Regions from separate parts of the Homo sapiens genome. Here all the other regions are linked to region 2. A link is a contact called in ENCODE Hi-C or POLR2A ChIA-PET data. All regions are on one chromosome and are shown on one strand. Each heading gives the region's core, a stretch centred on a gene start or an enhancer-like site at or near the end of the contact. The rest is flanking DNA. Distances are from core to core; before and after follow the strand shown.

What was found. A loop is a pair of places that touch in the nucleus more often than their neighbours do. ChIA-PET counts read pairs that join two places held with the same protein, here RNA polymerase II (POLR2A). Pooled maps may share reads with other maps.
Region 1: a loop to region 2 is called in a map of right cardiac atrium, with 3 times the contacts of the local background. The contact joins two enhancer-like sites. A Hi-C loop is called at or near these places in 1 of 168 maps with a recorded cell type or tissue (right cardiac atrium). POLR2A ChIA-PET finds 5 or more read pairs at or near these places in 3 of 52 experiments (AG04450, H1 and activated T-cell).
Region 3: a loop to region 2 is called in a map with no recorded cell type, with 6 times the contacts of the local background. The contact joins two enhancer-like sites. A Hi-C loop is called at or near these places in 4 of 168 maps with a recorded cell type or tissue (prostate gland, testis, transverse colon and 1 more), 6 of 37 single-sample maps with no recorded cell type and 11 of 50 pooled maps. POLR2A ChIA-PET finds 5 or more read pairs at or near these places in 5 of 52 experiments (CD4-positive, alpha-beta T cell, GM12878, H1 and 2 more).

Annotation. Positions count from the first base shown.
Region 1 is chr13:98,387,912-98,392,444 of GRCh38, reverse strand. It overlaps FARP1 (FERM, ARH/RhoGEF and pleckstrin domain protein 1), which reads right to left. Exons shown (of 27, transcript NM_005766.4): 9 at 3,967-4,062; 10 at 2,325-2,488; 11 at 1,565-1,633. Among named protein-coding and RNA genes, the nearest start is that of FARP1-AS1, 46 kb to the left of the region's middle. Within about 2 kb of position 2,929, at least 3 of the 41 ENCODE cell types and tissues checked have a DNase peak (open chromatin) inside an H3K27ac peak, as active enhancers do.
Region 2 is chr13:98,444,019-98,448,468 of GRCh38, reverse strand. FARP1 (FERM, ARH/RhoGEF and pleckstrin domain protein 1) reads right to left here. Exons shown (of 27, transcript NM_005766.4): 25 at 2,264-2,371; 26 at 1,652-1,803; 27 at 1-233. The coding sequence ends at 152. It overlaps STK24 (serine/threonine kinase 24), which reads left to right. Exons shown (of 11, transcript NM_001032296.4): 11 at 1-3,284. Among named protein-coding and RNA genes, the nearest start is that of FARP1-AS1, 10 kb to the right of the region's middle. RefSeq lists enhancers at 2,360-2,409, 3,180-3,229 and a silencer at 2,340-2,634. Within about 2 kb of position 2,553, at least 13 of the 41 ENCODE cell types and tissues checked have a DNase peak (open chromatin) inside an H3K27ac peak, as active enhancers do; they include CD4-positive, alpha-beta T cell, where a contact is called at or near this core.
Region 3 is chr13:98,506,975-98,511,532 of GRCh38, reverse strand. The region is part of intron 2 of STK24 (serine/threonine kinase 24); the gene reads left to right. Among named protein-coding and RNA genes, the nearest start is that of STK24, 68 kb to the left of the region's middle. RefSeq lists enhancers at 3,807-4,406, 4,407-4,558. Within about 2 kb of position 1,877, at least 29 of the 41 ENCODE cell types and tissues checked have a DNase peak (open chromatin) inside an H3K27ac peak, as active enhancers do; they include CD4-positive, alpha-beta T cell, where a contact is called at or near this core.

The DNA of each region.
Region 1 (4,533 bases), core at 1,680-4,179, 56 kb after region 2:
CACTGCAGCCTTGACCTCCCAGGCTCAAGCAATCGTCCTACCTCAGCCTCCCAAGTAGCTGGGACCACAGGCATGCACCACCACATCCAGCTAATTTTTTTTTTTTTTTTTTTTTTTTTTTGGGTAGAGATGAGCTTTCGTCATGTTACCCAGGCTGGTCTCAAACTCCTGAGCTCAAGTGATCCACCCACTTCGGCATCCCAAAGTGCTGGGATTACAGGCATGTGCCATTGTGCCCGGCCTCCAGAGCAATTCTACACACTCTTTTGGGATGCAGTAATATGCATACAGAAAGGAGCCTAAATGTGGCAGCTGCCTCTGGGGAGGGGAGAAGGGAAATTACCAGAGCTGGTGGTTCAAGGGGGTTTTACCATGTCTGTAACGAGAGCTGCAAATAAAAGAAGAAAAAACAACCCCAGAAACAAATGTGTCCAACTGTTAATGGCCGTTAATTCTAAGTAGTAGGAATCTGGGTGTTTGCTGACTTCCCTGTACTTTATTGTAATTTTTAAATGTATGAAAATGAAAAAAGTTTTTTAAAAACGCTACATGCAGTAACTAGTTCTTGAGGCCTATCCTCCGCTCCTTTACCCTCCTTGGGTTCTGCTGCTCCTCCTTGGAGCATTGGGCTTGGGAGCTGGCTGGCTGGCCAGAAACTGCTTAGCAGCTATGAGACCTGGACTAGTTATTTAACCTACTGGGGACTCAGTATCTCCATCTTTATAAAGGGAATAAAAGAGCACTGACCTCACAGAGCTGAGGTGAAGACTCAATGAGTTCACTCAGGCCCAGTGCTCGGAACAGCCTGGCACACACTAAGGGCTACAAGTGTTTGATAACACCAACAACAATAATAATAATAAATCCTGTTTCTGGCTGGGCATGGTGACTCTTGCCTGTAATCCCAGCACTTTGGGAGGCCAAGGCGGGAAGATGGCTTGAGCCCAGGAGTTTGAGACCAGCCCTGGCAACATAGGCAGACCCCATCTCTACAAAAATTTAGCTGGGAGTGGTGGTGGGCACCTGTGGTCCCAGCTACTCAGGAGGCTGAGGTGGGAGGATTGATCGAGTCCCAGAGGCTGAGGCTGCAGTGGGCTGTGATCACACCACTGCACTCCAGCCTGGGCAACAGAGCAAGACCCTGTTTTGAGAAAGAAAAAATCCTGTTTCTGCTCATCCAGATTTACTTGATTTAATTAAAATGTTCATAGACATGCTTTCAATACAAATCCCAAAATATTGAAGGACTCACCAGTGAGCTAGTTTTTATCATGCTTCATCCCCCACTGTGATGTCCTAAGCCCTTCTCTCCTTCCCCAGTATGTCCTCTCCCGCCTCCCCTAGTCCTTTCTGTCTGTTCTCATCTCACTCTCGAGGGTGTGCCCCTGGGCTCTAAAACCTTCCTCTCTAACACTGGACTTGCTGAGGATGACTGAGACTATCATTTACAACTCAAGGGACATCAAGTCTGAAGTCTGGGTAAAGAAATATTTAGCAGCAACAAACTGTTACCTGGCGAGTCTGAGCCTTCTCAGACTGGAAGTAGCATTGAAGCTTCTCTTACCTTTCAAACTGCACCTTCTTATGTCCTCCTTCTTTAACATAGTCGAGAACCTGCTTCTGAGTCCGACCACTGAAACAGAGACCACAACAGGGAAGGGGAGAAATACCAAGGCATTCTCATTTAAACACACAAATGATGCTTCAGGGCTTCACTTCCCCTCCTTCCCTAACTGGGAGAGATGCAGGGTTGCTTGGCTAGCCAGGACTAAAAGCAATCCTGACAGACTCTGTATTTTTGGGTCCACTCAGTCTCTTGATATTTTCCTTGAATATACAGAAAAAATGTTCAATTAACTAAGCCCACTTGATAACTGTGTTTGGTTACTAAGCAACCATCCCAAGAGCCTGTGCCTTTAGTGAAGGCAGGGATCACTGGGCTCAGTGCCTGGAACAGTATTTGACACATGGCAGACAATGATTTGTTAAAAATGAATGGAAAAGTTCACCAATAACATCCAAGTCCACATATTCTATGAAGCAACACCAAATGTTAGTAAGACACTGTACTTCTACTGAGAGAGAAATCCTTTCTGAGTTAGAGACTCCCGCTAGGCGTTTACCATGACTGGGTGGCTTTGCCTGGTGCCTCTGCTGTTCAAACAGAGCCCACTGGGATTAAGATACAAGCGCCCCCGCTTGGCCATAGCTCCTGGAGGCCAATGAGCGTTCACCTCCCTGACCTGCTGTGTGTCACAGCGGCTGTGAGAGGCGGGAGGAAAAACGTGCACCCAGCAAACAGAGGCACAAAGTGGCGACCTCACCTGAACCGAAATGATGACCCCCGGCTAAAGAGGACGGGCTTGGGCTTTGGTTTGGGCTCTTCAAAAAGTCTAAAGAAGGCATGATGTTCAACACAGATTTTCCAGAAGGACTTGCAGAAATCCCGACTGGCCATCAGGAATTCCAAGGTATCCTGGTACGCACTCTAAAAAGGGAAAATACAACGGTGGTTTTTTCCATTACCCATAGATACACCACTGAAATAGGAGAAAAGGGGCAGAAGATAGCTTTGTCCGATAAAGTTTTCGCTGTGTATTTTATTATAGCATGACCATCAGTGCAAAGACTTACTAAACTCTAGTTATTCTTAAGGACAAGATGTGGTCCCTAGTCCATCATTTTCTTCCCCACAGAATCTCTTAGACGGGTAACAGAAACAGCCACGTGGCTTCAATGGAAGTGACACCATTTTTTGACAGATTTCATATACAAATTATGTTTATTTGGCTTACATTTCCTTGAAAAACAAAACCCAGATACTGAAAGTCCCTTCCTGCCTCCTTAAAATCACTGAAACGCAACGTTCATCCTCTTCCTCATACTTCGTGTCAATGTTGGCTCTTACGTCGTTTCTCTGTGAAGTCGCCCACGGCTCCGGGCTCCAGGCCACCCCAGGAACTACACAGGAAATGAATTTTTTTTTCTGGAGCACAAAGTGTCACTCTTGGCTGAAAAAAATCATGCCCTTTGATTCTGGAAAGGGGATATAGAAATTTTCTGCTCCCAATTGAAGTGGCCATATTATATAAACAAAAGTTACTACTGTCCTTAGCATTCCCAGCAGTTCTAACTATTTTGGGGGATCTCACAGTTTTGGGTGGACCCAACTTACAAACAAGCTGTGCTGCAGTTCTTTATCTATAAGGCAGCTTTTTGGAACTCCAGTGAATTTTTCCATGGAAAACCATTTAAAATGGGTATATGCTTCCCAGGTCGGGCCATGAAAACCTACTGAACCCAGACTGTAGCTACACTATAAGCCTAATTGCCATTTATCATCTTCTTTGCCATGGGAAAAAGAACTCTACACGCTGGTTGGGGACAGACGCCCAGGACACATCACCCACCTCCTCCGTCGCCATTTCTGGCAGACAAAGAAGAGGCTTCTCCTCCCTTCCCGTCCCAGTCCTGGCGTGGGCCACAGTGTTAGGCGTGTTGTGGGAAGTAAGTGGGGAAGGGAACCTAATTAGCCCATGAAAATGAGTTCCACTGGGGGCTCAGGGCCTCCAGCAGGGATTGGGGAAGTCAGTCTATGCCTGGGGTAGGGCAGGATACTGAATGGGGTCTCCAGGTGTAGCCTGGGGCTGGATGCACAGCAATAGCACAGCTCAGGTTGTTTATCAGGAGGGGCTGCCTGAATCTGCGCAGGGAAATGACCCTCTCCCCAGGTACATGTTCATGTACCTCCTTTACGCTCTCTGTTTACCAACGATGACAGCCGTAGAGTTACCGACCATTTGGATACATCTGTCCTAGAGACGCTCGGCGTTCATGTGGACAAAAGCACCTGGGTAGCACTGGCCAGAGGTTCAGCAGAAGCCCTGCCAAGCAGACCTCCACCCCTTGCAGGACACACGCCATCCCATGGCTCAACGGGTCCCCTTTCCCGCCAGGACCACTTACATTGGCATCTGGCCGGAGCTTGATGAGAAAGCGCTTCCTCTTGAAGCTCAGCTTCCGCACCTTGGCCCAGTTGAAGGCATTGATCTTAGTGAAACCCTAAAAAGAAAGACAGTAGCAGTGAGCCAGGAAATGCATAACAAGCAACTTGGGAGTTGGTCTGTTTTGCTTATGGGAGCTAAAGGAAGAGGGCTGGCAGGCGACTGCTCAGTAGAGATGACTTTTGCAGAGAACTCACAGGATCTGTGGCTATCGGATGATACCTGTTCCTGGATCATTATTTCTCACTAATTATAGGATTTTGGCATACAAACTAAGTCTGCCTCTAGGGAGAGAAGAAACTAGCCAAGATAATGATGAAAAGAAAGATAAATAGAAATAAAAACCATGACAACCACCACAATCATTAGCTGCCAGGACTTAGGAAGCGCCAGGTACCATCCTGAGGGCTTTATATACTGTATCTTAACAACCCTGATATGATAAAACCCAGCAAGATGGACTTACTATTTTCATTTTATACACATGGAAACTGCAACGTGGATTTATTTTAATTTGCTGCAAATGACA
Region 2 (4,450 bases), core at 1,304-3,803:
TAAAAAACGCGGCTGTGGAGACAGGAGAGCTGCTGGGAAGCCATGTTTTTGATTTTCAGACAGGTGTTAATTTTACCAGGCTTCATTAATACAGAAGAAAGGAAACGTCTTCCAGGAAAGCAGCCACTGCGGAAACGAGTGTGTCCGGCCATCAATACACAAGAGACTCTTTGTGACTCAACACGTGGGGTCGCGAGGCAGAGCTGGTGGCACTGCGGATCACTTCCATCCACCTGCAACACGGGAACGCCAGTTAGTCAACCTTTTGTTTGGACGGACTCCTGACACTTTGGTGGGCATCGCTTACAGAAACACAAGGTGAAGTCAGGCCGCCTGGTTGGTAATCTGCCACTTCAGCAGAAGAGCAAGGGAACAGCCAGCACCCAGGCGTTCCTGAGGTACAGTGGAGACCCACTGGCCTGGGCACTCACTCAGTGTGGAGCTGGAAGTACCTTGCTGCAGTGACACTGCCCGCTCCATTGGAGCAGTTAGGAGCGAGGTGGCCTCTGGTTGCTGGGGAGAACGCTACCTCCTATTTTCATGGACATGGCAGAGAATGGCGGGACGTGTCCCATCCTGCTTAGTGGAAGCTCTCCCTTCCTTTTTTCTTTTTCTTTTTTTTTTGAGACAGGGTCTGGCTCTGTCACTCATACTGGAGTTCAGTGGTGCAGTTATCGCCCACTGTAGCTACCTCCTGGGCTCAATCGATCCTCCAGCCTTGGCCTCCCAGGAGATGGGACTACAGGCTTGCACCACCACGCCCAAATCTCCCTTTTTATATATTTGTGTATTTGCTCTCTACCGGTGCTTCTCAAATGGGTGCAATGCTGTCCCATTTGGTAAAGTCTGGAGACATTTTTAGATGTCCCAACTGAGGGGTTGCTGCGGGCATCTAGTGGGTGGCCAGGGATGCCGCTGAACATCCTGCACAATGCAGGACGGACTCCCCAAATTACCTGGCCTTGTCCCAGGCCTTTCAGGATCTGGACTGCAAGGCTGGACCCTTTGTCACAATAATAGCAAAATCCCAACTTTGATCAACCCAGCTCTCAACCCAGCTCTCGAGCTCAGTCCAGGATCAGATTTGAGAATGGCTCTCCTCTAGGTTCCTTTTTCAGGTGATGTTGTTTAGGAGGTGCTCAGCATATTGCTGAGGACCCCTCCCCTTCTGCCTCCCGGGGCGAGGAGGGCTCAGCAGGGCAAACTGCACAAGTAGTCGGCTTGGGGATGCAATTTGCAGAGGCCCAGGATCTCTATTCAAAATATGAATTGCAGGAACAGTCTTAGGCCTGACTGTTGCATTTCTTTCTTGGCTAAATGAAGTCTGCAGTCCCTGCCATTACACCATGTAGGCAGTCTCACTGGGGCTTAGCTTCATCATCCCGGACACGTTATGTCAGAGATCTCCAAGCAAGATGTCTAGGGCCTCAGCCAACACCGTGCAGGGTAAGGGCGCAGGGAAGTTGGGACCCCACTTTCTGCCATGAGAACAGAATCGCCTGCTGGTGTCGGGCAGTGGGACCCCAGGTCTAAACGCTTAGTTGGCAGGGAAGGGTGGGGCCATCTCACTCGCTGACTTGGGAGAAATCCTGATGTTTGGAAGAGGGGGTCCTCTTCTGCAGGGCCCTGTGCGTGGGAAGGGGGTGTCTACCTTTCGAACGTGTACTCGCTTTCCGCCCTGAAGTAGTAGACGTGGGACTTGAAGTGCAGCTTGAACACGTAGTCTTTCTGGATGTTCTCGGACTCAGAGGGGATGGTGAGCGAGTAGCCGAGCAGAGGCAGGCTGGCAAGGGGATGATTGTCCTGGAAAGGGGAAACAAAGCAAAGTGGCTTTTCGGGGTCAGCTTCTGCTGCTGGGCCTGGCTGCTGCCCCGCATCAGACAGGGACTTGGGAGCCCAGGCAGCTCCCTCCTCGGGCGTGGGCCTGGAAGGGACCATGGCAGCCAGTGTTTGCCTGTACGTGATGGCCCGGGTGGCAAGTCCCGCCAGGACTGAGCTGTAGATAAAGCCAACCCCCGTCCCTTGTCCAGGCAGAAGACAGGTGGCCCTTCCTAGGGCAGAAGTTGTCCTTCAGTGGATGATAATGTCAGTCTTCCCTAGAGTTGAGGGCCTCGGGTGGACAGGGCCCCCCGCCAGCATCCCTGTCATCCCCGTGACACCTGGAGCCCAAGAGGCCTGAGTCATTCCAGAGGAGGGCGGCCCCCTCACCTCATGCTGCCACCCCCAAGGTCCCAGGGCCACCTGCCCTGTGCGAGACACTTACCTGGTGTGATTTGTAGAAGAACAGGCAGAAGTTTGTGAACACCACCCACAGCTTCTGCCACCCGTTGCTGTTTTTGAATTTCCTCAGCAGGTTTCCAGACAACTGATTCTGAAAGGCAAGGAGGCCTGTGAGAAGCACAGCGGGCACCTGCCCCAGGAGGGCACAGAGAGCAGCTCTCCCTGCACCAGGGCCCTGGGCTGGGGCATGTCCGTGACTGAAGGATGTGGGCCCCACCCCCGCTCCCCCGTGTGTGGGGAGACTTGGCAGGTCCTGGGACCCTGATCTCATCACTTCCCCTTGTCACTTGCTGTGGGGCATCTTGGGGTCCCTGTGTCCCCCCAAAAGACACGTTGAGGTCCTGACTACCAGTACCTTAGAACACAGGCTTATTTGGAAATAGGCTCGTTGCAGGGTAACTAGTGAAGACGAGATCACACTGGGGTAGGGTGGGCCCTAAATCCAACGGGAGTGGTGTCCTGAGGAGAAGAGCCACCTTGAGGGGAGAGGGGTGTGCCCTGTGACACCGAGGCAGAAATGGGGGCGCAGGACCCCATGCATTGCCAGCAGGCGGAAGCTGAAGGAGGGAAAGATCCATCCCAACAAGCTCAGAGCAGCACTCGTTTTGAGGGGCCAGGCACCCTACCCAGGAAGTGGGGCCTGGGGTGCATGTGAGTGGCTCCCACATGCCCTCTAGTGGCCCAGGAGGCAGTTGCAGCCCTGCCCACCTCCAGGCTCAGGGCCGGCCCAGCCCCTGGAGCATTGTTAGGATGCGCTGCAGCCCAGCTAGGGGGCAGGGACAGGCACCTGTGTCCATGCTACCTCCAAACAACTCTGAGCAGGCCTGACGCACTGGTGGCTCATTTCGTCCCTTTGCCAAAGTGACATCACCAGCAGAGACTCAAAGCAGTTGCACCACCTTGTAAAGGCACTTAATGCCACTGAATTGTTCCCGTAAAAATCGTTAAGTTGGCCAATATTGTGGTATAGCTATTTTACCACAATAAAAAATACAGACCTCCGAGTCTGCCTCATTCCATCTCTCTGGGTGCCCCTGGCACTAAGCTTCTGTGCTGGGAGCTGGGATCAAATGGTCTGATGTCCCTGCCCTCCAGTTGCTCAGGGAGGGTCCAGTGGGAGACATGGACACTGACAGTAGGTCCGTGAGGGGCTGCAGGATGTGGGGGACCCCGCAGACGGGGAGAAAGGGCATTCCAGGCCAGGCAGGCAGCTCCAGCCATCCATCCTCCTCCCCCAGTGGCAGAAAGGAACAAGAAAATGCAAGGCTCCAGGTTCCCAGAAGGTCCTGGTGGTGGCCAGGGCTGGGCTGATGCCCATGCGGCATCTTGGGTCACGCAACATGGAGCAAGGAGGGTGGCACACTCCCCTTTCCTAGGTATTTTCATACTGACTCACATAATTTTCACACAGCAGCCAGCCCACAGTGGGGTTCATACATGTCACCCATCACAGTCTGGGCCCATTTGTTTCCAAAGCAGCTTCCTTAGCGCTCTCTAGCTTCTGCCTGGCCATTCCAATAGCCTCTGGAAACCTCTTTATCAATAGGCACATCCAGCGGCCCTTCCTCGCTCCCCACGGCCGGGCCGAGCCTCCCGCTCCCCTGTGTCGGGTCCATCCTGGCCTCCAGCGTGTTACGGGCCCTGCGCGCCATGAGTCTCCTGCCCTGCACTCAGGAGGCCGAGGCCATGCTGGTGGCTCCCAGACCTGTCTCCATTCACTGCCTTCACGAGAGGGTCAACATCCTTGTTCAGAACCAGACCAGCCTGCCCTGTCTCCTCGTGGCCCTTCATTGGGGCCACCGCTCCTCTCCCTTCTTGGATCCCATTCCCTCAGACCCTGCTGTGGGTTGAATTGCACCCCCAACAAGTCCAAACCCTCCGTGCCTACAATGGTGACCTCACATGGACACAGGGTCTCTGCAGATGCGATCGAGTCAAGGTAAGGTCACTAGGACGAGCCCTAAGCCCAGCACGAGCCGTGTCCTTAGAAGAGGATATTAGAGTGCAGATACAGGGAGGACAGCTGGTGACACGGCAGACCGGAGCCCTGCAACATGGGTGGAGTCGGGGACCCCCCGAGAAGAAGACTGCCGCAGCCACCAGATGCTGTCAGGTGGGGACATTTTCCCTCAAGGCCTCCCAAAGGAACCCACCTGCCAGCAGCTTGATT
Region 3 (4,558 bases), core at 628-3,127, 64 kb before region 2:
TGGTGATTATGAACAGTGTTGCTATGAATATTGATGCACTTTTTTGGTATGAACATAAGTTTTTCATTTTTCTAGAGCAAATACTTATGAGTAGGATAGGTATTTAATTTCTATTTAATGTCTGTTTAATTTTCCAGAGTGCCTGTATAATTTTGCATCCCCACCAGCATTTGGGGTACTGTCAGTAATTTTCATGTTTGCCATTTTAGTAGGTGTGGAATGGTATTTCATTGTAGTTTTAATTTGCATTTCCCTAATGACTTATGATTTTTGAGTATCTTGTCCTAAGACGCTTACTATTTCCCGTCAGTACTCTAGAGTTTGGAGTAGGATATTCATTTTAGGTAAATGCTACCATGTGGGAATATGGGGCCGGGCACAGTGGCTCACCCTGTAATTCCAACACTTTGGAAAGCCGAGGTGGGAGGATCACTTGAGCCCAGGTGTTCGAGGCTGCAGTGAGCTATGATTGTGCCATTGTACCCCAGCCTGGGTAACAGAGTGAGACACTGTCTATCTCTTTTATTAGTAAGGAAAAAATACTACCGTGTGGTTGTTCGGAATAGCCTTACCAGCTAAATGCCTGGTTTAGCTGTGGGTTTTTGTTTCTGTGTTTAAGTAAAAAAATAAAAACCTTTACCGATCTACAATTCACCCACTTAAAATATACAATTCAAGAGTTTCTGGTATATCACAGAGCGGTGCAGCCATCACCACAATTTTAGAACATTTCATCCCCTCGAAAGATACTCTACCCATCATCATTCACTTCCCATTTCTTCCCAGATTCCCGAGTCTCCTTTCTGTCTCTATAGATTTGCGTATTCTGGACACCTCATATAAGTGTAATTATAGAACATGTGTCCTGTTGTGTCTGGTTTGTTTCACGCGGCATGTTTTCAAGGGCTCTGTTGCAGCATGTGTCAATAGCTCTTTTTATTGCTGAATAATGTTCCATTCTGTGGATAGACCACACTTTGTTATCTATTTATCAGTTGGTGGATATTTGGGTTTTTATTTTTTGGCTGTTGTGAATACTGTTCCCATGAACATTCGTGTACAAGTTTTTGTGTGGATATGTTTTCCTTTCTTTTGGATGTATTACTTGGGAGTGGGGTTATTGGGTCAAATGTGTTTTGGGAGCCCCCATCTGAATTGGGTTCCAGTATCAGAGTAGCTAGCGACCCTTCCCTAAGGGGAACTGAAAGGCAGCTGGATGTGGGTGATGACCGTGTGCCTTTCACAGGATGCTTCTTTTACCTGGTGGATGGGCTCACGCATAATGGTCTGAGCCCCGACTCGGGAAACTTGTTTATACTGACGGACACCCCTGTGGGTCTTGTCTGACTACCTGGCCATCATTCTGGTGCTGGGAGTCCAACCTTGTTTGCTCCCACACGTCCTGGGGTAATGTGGTTGGTTCTTCGGATGGAGGGTACAGAGTCCGTACACCATCACAACAGGAAGCAAGTTCAAACATATATTTTAGAAGATGCTTTTGAAAAATGGCTACATAATGATTGTACAGATATCTGAGGTACATGTGATATTTTGATATTACATATAATATGTCGTGGTCAAATCCAAGTTCAAAGACTTATTACTTACATATCCTGGGCAGGAGGCAGTCCTCTGTCCTGGGTTACACAAGGCAAGAATGAAGAGTCAGGCAGAGAGAGAGAGCGACAGAGAGAGTGTGCACAACTGGCAGTATACATTATATAAGAGGGAACAGGGCGTGGGGCTCTGTAAGTTCTCGGGCAGGCCTGAGTGTTCTGTTTAAAGGAAGCAGATGGAACATGGGGAGCTCAGTCTGCTGGGTGTAGGAGATGCCTCTAAGTTCTTATCTTGGCCAGCGAGCTGGGCCTTTTGGGTGTGGTCTAGAACTGGAGACCGTGTCAAGGGTGACTAAGCCCTGCTTCTGGTATGAGAAAGTTAAACTTGTATTCAAAATGGATGCCAAGGCAACATAAAATTTGAAGAGTTTACTGTAATATACAAATTTTATGTTTAACCTTTTGAGGAACTGGTTTTTTTTTTTGTTTTTGAGGAACTGTTGAGACTGTTTTCAGTAGTGGCTTATGTTCTCATGGTAGTGAATGAAGGTTTCAATTTCCCCTTGTTTGTTTTTTTAAAATTGTGTTAAGCAGTATCTCATGGTTTTCACATGCATTTCCCTCATGACTAATCATGGCTAATTGTGTTGAGCATGGTTTGTCTACGTTCTTGGCAACATTGATACTATAAAACTTTCTTTCACCAATCTCTTAGCTATAACAGTATTTTATGTTTATTTCCATTTCTATTAATCATAACTTTGAGCATCTATGTATGTTCTTAACCATTAGGATTATTCTGTTGAATTCATATCTCCTAGGAAGTTTTCTATAGTTTAATGTGTTTATTACATGTGATTATCAAATTCCCTTTCAATTTTCTAGTCAGGAAATAATTGTCTGATAATTAGGCTTATGAAGTATTGTGAAACTAAAAAAGGGTGCCCAAAACTATATGTTTTGGCCTGGTAGCCACATTACAAATTAATTCATTACAAATTATTTCTAGTCTGTGAACAGGAGCTCTTGTGAGTCTCACCAGCGCTAGTCACATTCCTCAAGCTTGACCATCCCTTTGAGAACTGATGAAACAGCTTTGAAATTGGCAAAGCTGAAGAATGGACTTCAAAGCAGAGAAGGTGTGAATTGTTTTAAGTGGGAGCTTCATGGGAATAAAATATGAGGCGTGGCCCTGAAGGTTAGTTTGTGGTATGTTACAAAGTTAACTCATTCTGATTTAAGACCACCTTTTCTGAGAGTTAGGGGAAAGTGCTTTTTCTCTCTGCCATAGCTCGTATGGCATGGAACCAGACACTGTGTACACAGACATGCCCCTGGCCCCTTTAAAATACCCCCTGTTCCTCCCACCCTCACTTTCCCGGACAATAGCAATAAGTTTACCAAGAAAGATCTCATCTTCTGTCCCAACAGAAATTCTAAGTAGCATTTCTGCTCTCCAGTGGGGCTTGTGGTGTAAGTTGCATTTAAATTGGCATTCTTTTCTGCTGACCCTGAAAGGCTAGTGGTTTACTTGTAGGCAAATACTCTTGCTGTTTATTAACATACATTCTTCTGTGAAATTTCCTACTATGTTTCTTGTCTCTTAGTGTTGGTTTTTGATACCACAGGTGTGTTCTCTGACTTTATCACACTAGTTTTAACTTTGAAGCGTCCTCTGTTGGGGAAAAAAATCCTTGATTTTAATGTAGTTAATCCATCAGTTTTTCACCTTATATGATTTCTGCTTTTGGGATCCTGTATACGAAATACATCAGCTTCTCATAGGTTACAAATATATTTATTTTTTTTCTTCTATTAGCTTTATAATTAGCCTTTCATATTTTAGTATTTGAAGTAGCAAGAAGCGGTGGGGAGCAGGAAGAATTCTGGGTAGCTGGGACCGTCATTGCAGGCTACGTGTTTCTTTATATTTTTGAGTTTATTGTAATGTCAAACACTTGTTATGCATTGGTGTTTGAATTCTCCTTTGGTACTTTCCCTGTTGCATTTTGGGCCATGTGGGTTTATGGGATAACACCACTTGAGCTTGACTTGGTGGAATAGAGGTTTTAGGGTTGGGGGAAGAGATCTGCAATGGGCTTTTGGGAAGTGTCATAAAAGAAGCTAGAGACAAGACCTAGTTAGAGGGGAGGCTGCCTTTACCATCACATTTCTGTTTGTCTCCCGCCTTCCTGACTCTGTGCTCTGGAGATCTGGAGACCTGGAGACCTGCCTCAGGATATCCCGTCCTGGCTGGGAATGAAGCCAGGGAGTGTGGTAGTCTAATTTTGGGCTCTGTTTCCTCATCTGCAGACACTGGGCATACTTGTCTTTTAAGTTATTTGCAGTCTGTAATTGATTTGGCTCAGCTGGCCCTAAGATACGGTATTCCTTGTGTAAAGTCAGAGAAATCAGAGCCAAAGATAATTAGAGCTGGAAAGGCCTTCAGAGGTGGCTAGCCCTTATCTTTCTTTCTCTAGGCTAGAAAACCATGGCCCAGAGAAGCTGAGTGATTTCCTTTTCTTCTACTATCAACACTAGGACAAATACTCAGATTCCAGGCAAGTGTGAAGCGTTGGCCCTGTGCCAGGAGCCCGCAGGCCTGTCTTGCTAATTTGCTCAGGCTTTCAAAGCTTTTGCAGCCCTTTGGCTGTTGAGCTGGGATTTAGGGCCAGAGTTTCCTCATTCCTGGTCTACCGTTAGCTTCCCTGCACCTGACGGTTGTCCTCTTAAGTACTTCTCCCCCATTTTCTTACCGGATTCCCTCTCTCCAGTGGTGTGTTCTCCTTCTACAGAGGGTATTTCAGATATTTATTCAATAGTTCAGCCATTTTACAAAGTTGAGGAGGGAGAATCGGGTGGAGCAGACACAGTGGCACTGCCTTGCTGGAGGCATCCTCGCTGGCTCTCCCGCCCAGCTGCACATTTACAGAGGCCTAGTGTCGGCCAGCACCGTCCTTTGCACTCAGGCCTCTGCTCACAGGTCAGCACGCCCTTTGCAT